2 separate regions of the Mus musculus genome follow, and region 2 is linked to region 1. The links are chromatin loops, found by intact Hi-C in ENCODE. Cell type or tissue: left cerebral cortex. All regions are shown on one strand.

Region 1 (2,500 bases):
ATCCTCATCAGAGCCCTCAGACTGCAGGTCCTCCACCATGGAGCGCAGGGGTCCTGAGGGCAAATGGAGGGGAGAGCTGAGCCTCTGGCTGCCTCCCCCAGGGCCACCCCAGACTCATCACCACCTGTGGGGTCCCTCTGGCCAACAGCAGGTTCCCCACCCCTACCTTCCTGGCCTTCCTCATAGGCTTCAGGTTCCTGGTCTGCTAGTGGCCTGTAAGATCCCTCCATCACAGCAGCCAAAGGCTCAGAACCCAAGTGGGCCAGCAAGGACCAGAGTCCCCGCACAGCCTGCACCCCTCTGTGAGGATGCCCAGTATTTCAGTAGCCCTACATGGTGCTCTGGTCCACCGTCCTCCCTTTTCTCCAGAGGCACCCAGTTCCAGTCCCCTACAGATGGCATCTTGGTTTATATTCCTGTTGCCAAGGCAACAGAGGGACACAAAGCCCTCAATTACCTTGGTCACATGATGTCGATTCAGCTGGTTCCCTATCCAGCAGATAAAAACCTTGGAGAGTATAGGCTTCAAGAATGCCATCCCCCAGCCAAGCTCCTGCCCCCCGAAAAGGCTGACACCATGGGAGGCAGGCAAAGGTTCCTCTGAGGCTGGTTACAGTAGCCAGCCTAGTTTCCAGTCCCTCCCTGGGGAGAACCACTAGAGTAGCCAGGCCCAGCACACAGGCTGCCATTTGATGGGCTGGCACAGGGTGGGCCTGCACTGCTGAGTGAGTCTATCAGAAGGAAGTAGGTTTCTATAGCTGCAGGTCTTTGAACCCCAGGGACTGAGCAGGCTTCTGGGCGAGCACAAGTACTTGCCATTTACAAATCCTAGACCACCAGGAGCTGACAGCGTGGGCCTCTACTGCCTCCTGGGTGTTGAGGTCAGCACAGGGGAAAGGAATGCCAGCCCAAAGGAGGGTCTGGCCCAGGGGCACTCAGCCCAGGGGTGCAAACCCAGGCTCAGTCTTTCTGAAGCAACAGGCAGACCAGACCTAGCCTGATCCTCTCCCTGGCTCATTTGTGCTCCTCCCTAGGCCAGGCCTACTGCCTTGCCTCCACTCCTGTGTCTCCTACCTCTACCCCTTCTACCAGCTCCAGCTCCCCTTCGGACCCACCTTGGCTGTGGTTCTGAGACGGCTCAAAGTCTGAGTCAGAGCTGGAGTCAGAGCTGGAGCTGGCATTAGCTGGGCTTGACTGGGCCGACTTCAGCCCACGCCAGGGCAGCACAAGAGGGAAAGAAGAGATTGTCATCTTGCAGGTCAGAGGAGGGGGTAATGAAGGGGCCAAACAGTTCAAGGCACCCAGGATAGCCTTCTGCCCCAGCTCACATAGAGCCTGAGGCTGGTGAAGACAGGAAACACAGAATTCTCAGTAAAGCTGCCTGCCTTACTGGGGGTTCAGACAATGACCAAAAGCCCAAATCCTACCCAAGCCTCACCACCACCCACCAGCCGCACAGGAGTGATGGCAGGACTGTCTGCCACAAACACCATGGAGCAGGGCACACCTTAACTGGTCTTCCTGTAGCTGCACAGGGATGAACTTAGCCACCAGGGGGCAGTGACAGCCTGGACATCACACAAGGCAGGAGGCTTCCACTGTGTGAGTGAGCCCTTCAGTGAATACTGGGAGGCAGGTGTGTGTGTGTGCGTGTGCGTTTGTGTGCGCATGACATGTGGTGTGTGAAGTGCAGTGTGTGCACTGTGTGTGGTGTGTGCTGTAGCATGTGTGTTACACATGGTGTTGGGGATGTGGCCATGACACACACACAGTTGTTACAGATACCAGCAGGTGGGATGCGAACAAGCAGCAGGGACAGCTGAGCTTAGCCCTGGGGCAGAGTGGCTACAGCCCTTCTCTTCCCCGGGTCACAGGGTCGGGTGGGAATAGGACATGCCCACTGTGGGAGAGCCCAGGATCCAGAGCTAGTCAGCCCTCAGCCCTGCCCAGAACAAGGGATAGGGAAGTGCTTGCCTACAAAAGACTTTAGCTTGGGCAAAGCGGCCTGCCTGGGAGGGAACATTCCAGACTGAAGGAAGAAACTGCCCTATGCAGGGCTCACTGGAGCCCAGCCCACTGGAGCCCAGCTGTGTGTGTATGGCTTCTTCTCACTACCTTCCTACTGGTCAGCGGGAGTGCTGAGGGAACCTGCCCTAGGCACCCATAAGTCTGCCCACTGTGAAGTTCTCAGGGTAGAACCTCACAGACCAGTCCTGGAGCCAAGGCACCCTCCCTTGCACACACCCAACCTCTTAGTTTTCCCTGGGCACAAAGTGATGAAAAACGGCTGCTATCTGGCATTGCTCCAGGTCAGGGCAGGCTCTAGATTCAAGCCTCAATTTCCCTACCTATATGGGAGTGGCTCTACAGGTCCCTGCTTGGATCAATGTCCTACCTACTAGGCTCAGGCACAAACCAGGAGCCTCAGTGGGCTTGTGGTGGTCTGCACACCACTTGCCACCGTCTCTACAGTGACCTGAGGGGCAAGGACTAATGGAAT
Region 2 (2,500 bases), 54 kb after region 1:
CAAAGGGCGGCAGATCTTTGAGTTTAAGACTAGCCTGGTCTACAAAGAGAGTTAGTTCCAAGACAGTCAAGGCTACACAAAGAAACTTCTTCTTCTGAAAAATCAAAAACAAACAAAAAAGATAGATAAATAAATCATTCTTTTTTTTTATGAGACAGGGATTCTCTGTATAGCCCAGGACAGCCTGAAACTCATAGAGATCTACTTGCCTTTGCCTCCGGAGTGCTGAGATCAGAGGGTACATCACCACCACATGGCTTACCTGTTATTCTGTGGTGTGTTGTATGTGTGTGTAAGTAACCCACATGCTTTGATAAAAGAAGCCCATAACATGCCAGGCCCAAGGAAACAGACCTCCTATACTAAAACTAAGAGTTGAGCCATCCAGATCAGGAGTTCAAAGTAATCCTCAGCTACATGGAGAGTTTAGGGACAGCCTGAAACCCTGTTTCAAACAGAAGGAAGGAAAGATGGAAAGGGGGAGTGGAGGAGAGGAGAGAGAGATAGGGAGGAGGAGACAGAAGAGCAAAAGGCCATTTGAGGGTTTGGTGCAGGTGTAATGTCTTAGTCAGGGTTTCTATTCCTGCACAAACATCATGACCAAGAAGCAGTTGGGGAGGAAAGGGTTTATTCAGCTTACATTTCCACATTACTGTTCATCACTGAAAGAAGTTAGGACTGGAACTCAAGCAGGTCAGGGATCAGGAGCTGATGCAGAGGCCATGGAGGGATGTTCTTTACTGGCTTGCTTCCCCTGGCTTGCTCAGCCTGCTCTCTTATAGAACGGAGACTACCAGCCCAGAGATGGTCCCACCCACAAGGGGTCTTTCCCCCTTGATTACTAACTGAGAAAATGCCTTACAGTTGGATCTCATGGAGGCATTTCCTCAACTTAAGTTCCTTTTTCTGTGATAACTCCAGCTGTGTCAAGTTGACACAAAACTAGCCAGTACATGTAACTAATCCTGTCAGATCTGTCCAACATCTTCTTGCCACATGGCCCCCAATTTCCAAATAGTGAAACTAGATGCAAAGGTTAGTCTGGTTAGAGGTCCAGCCTGGGACACTAACCTGCAGGACCTGCTGACTCCCTGCATGTGCCTGCTGCTAGCGCCCTCTACTGGTCACTTTTGGTCACACCTCAGAGTCTGACTCCCCGTTTATCACATTTAATTTTTTTTTATTTGACCTTGTAGATGGTCCTTCAGGAGAATTTTTGAGACCCTGCTTTCTGATCTCCAGTGTATTCTTGTGTCTCTCAGTTTTCCGACTGTCACAAATGTCCACAGGGTCCTTTGATGCTGAGAACGTGTGATCTAGCTGGAGAAGAGCCCAGTGGCCCACTATGAGAGACCTGGCCCAGGTTAACCCTGATGCTGAGCTCACTGGGACATTCCTCTGCATAAGAGCTATAGATGGTTTTGCAAAATGAATAAATAAATAAATAAATAAATAAAAGTGGTGTATAGTAAATCATGACTATTCATCTAGAACCCTAGAAGTTAGGATAGAAGGGTGGCTGGGCAGTGGTGGCACAAGCCTTTAATCCCTGCACTTGGGGGGCAGAGGCAGGCAGGTTTCTGAGTTCGAGGCCAGCCTGGTCTACAGAGTGAGTTCCAGGAGAGCCAGGGCTACACAGAGAAACCCTGTCTCAAAAAAAAAAAAAAAAAAAAAGGGTGCTGTAATTTTGAGGCTAGCCTGTGCTACATAGTGAGTTCTGGGCCAGCCTAGGCTATTGCCTCAGCCTCCCAGGTCACACCTGGTCAGGCATGTATGGCTTCATGGTGATATTTCTATTTTTTTCTTTCTTTCTCTCTTTTCTTCTTCCTTCCTTCTTTTCCTTCCTTTTGTCCTTCCTTCCTTCCATCTTTCTTTCTTTCTTTCTTTCTTTCTTTCTTTCTTTCTTTCTTTCTTTCTTTCTTTCTTTCTTTCTTTCTTTCCTTTTTTTGAGACAGGCTCCTGTAGCCCAGGCTGGCTATGAACTCACTGTGTATCTGAGTGTGACCTTGAACTCCTGATCCTCCTGCCTCAGTCTCCTGAGTGCTGGGATAACCTTCGATTTCATAGCAGAGGAACATTGTATGTGGGGAAAAGACAAATAGAACCATCAGTACAGGTGTTCCTCACATCCCCTACCTCAGAAGCTCTTTGAGTGAGATTCTTAACTTTAGGGGATCAAACACGACGTCTTTCCCTCAGGCCCAAGTTTGCTGGCAGCGATAGCACATTCCTTTAATCCCAGCACTGGGAAGGCTGAGGCAGGTAGATCACTGTGAGTTTGGGGCCAGCCTAGTTTACAGAGAGAGTTCCAGGACAGCCAATGCTACACAGAGAGCCCCTGTTTCAAAAACAAACAAACAAAAACAAAAAAATCATACGTTCACAGTACCACCACCATCTCTTAATACTGGAACCCATCCAGGGGACACAGCTGAAGAATATCTAGGTTTGAAAATAGACAGAAGGGAGCTGGAGAGATGGTTCAGTGGTTAAGAGCACT

What was found. Peaks named below come from ENCODE experiments on the same cell type or tissue, not always from the same donor. Only the 100,000 strongest peaks of a DNase experiment are listed, where the experiment ranks them.
Region 2: a loop joins it to region 1, with 6 times the contacts of the local background. A loop is called at or near these places in 17 of 42 quality-filtered maps.

What each region holds. Positions count from the first base shown.
Region 1 is chr17:56,896,265-56,898,764 of GRCm38, forward strand. Mllt1 (myeloid/lymphoid or mixed-lineage leukemia; translocated to, 1) reads right to left here. Exons shown (of 12, transcript NM_022328.2): 7 at 1,116-1,203; 8 at 1-53. Among named protein-coding and RNA genes, the nearest start is that of Acsbg3, 22 kb to the left of the region's middle. In left cerebral cortex, a CTCF peak has its summit at 1,547 (motif pointing right); DNase peaks (open chromatin) are centred at 468 and 1,560; H3K27ac peaks cover 1,306 bases.
Region 2 is chr17:56,950,009-56,952,508 of GRCm38, forward strand. No RefSeq gene overlaps it. Among named protein-coding and RNA genes, the nearest start is that of Mllt1, 16 kb to the left of the region's middle. In left cerebral cortex, a CTCF peak has its summit at 1,125 (motif pointing left); a DNase peak (open chromatin) is centred at 1,121.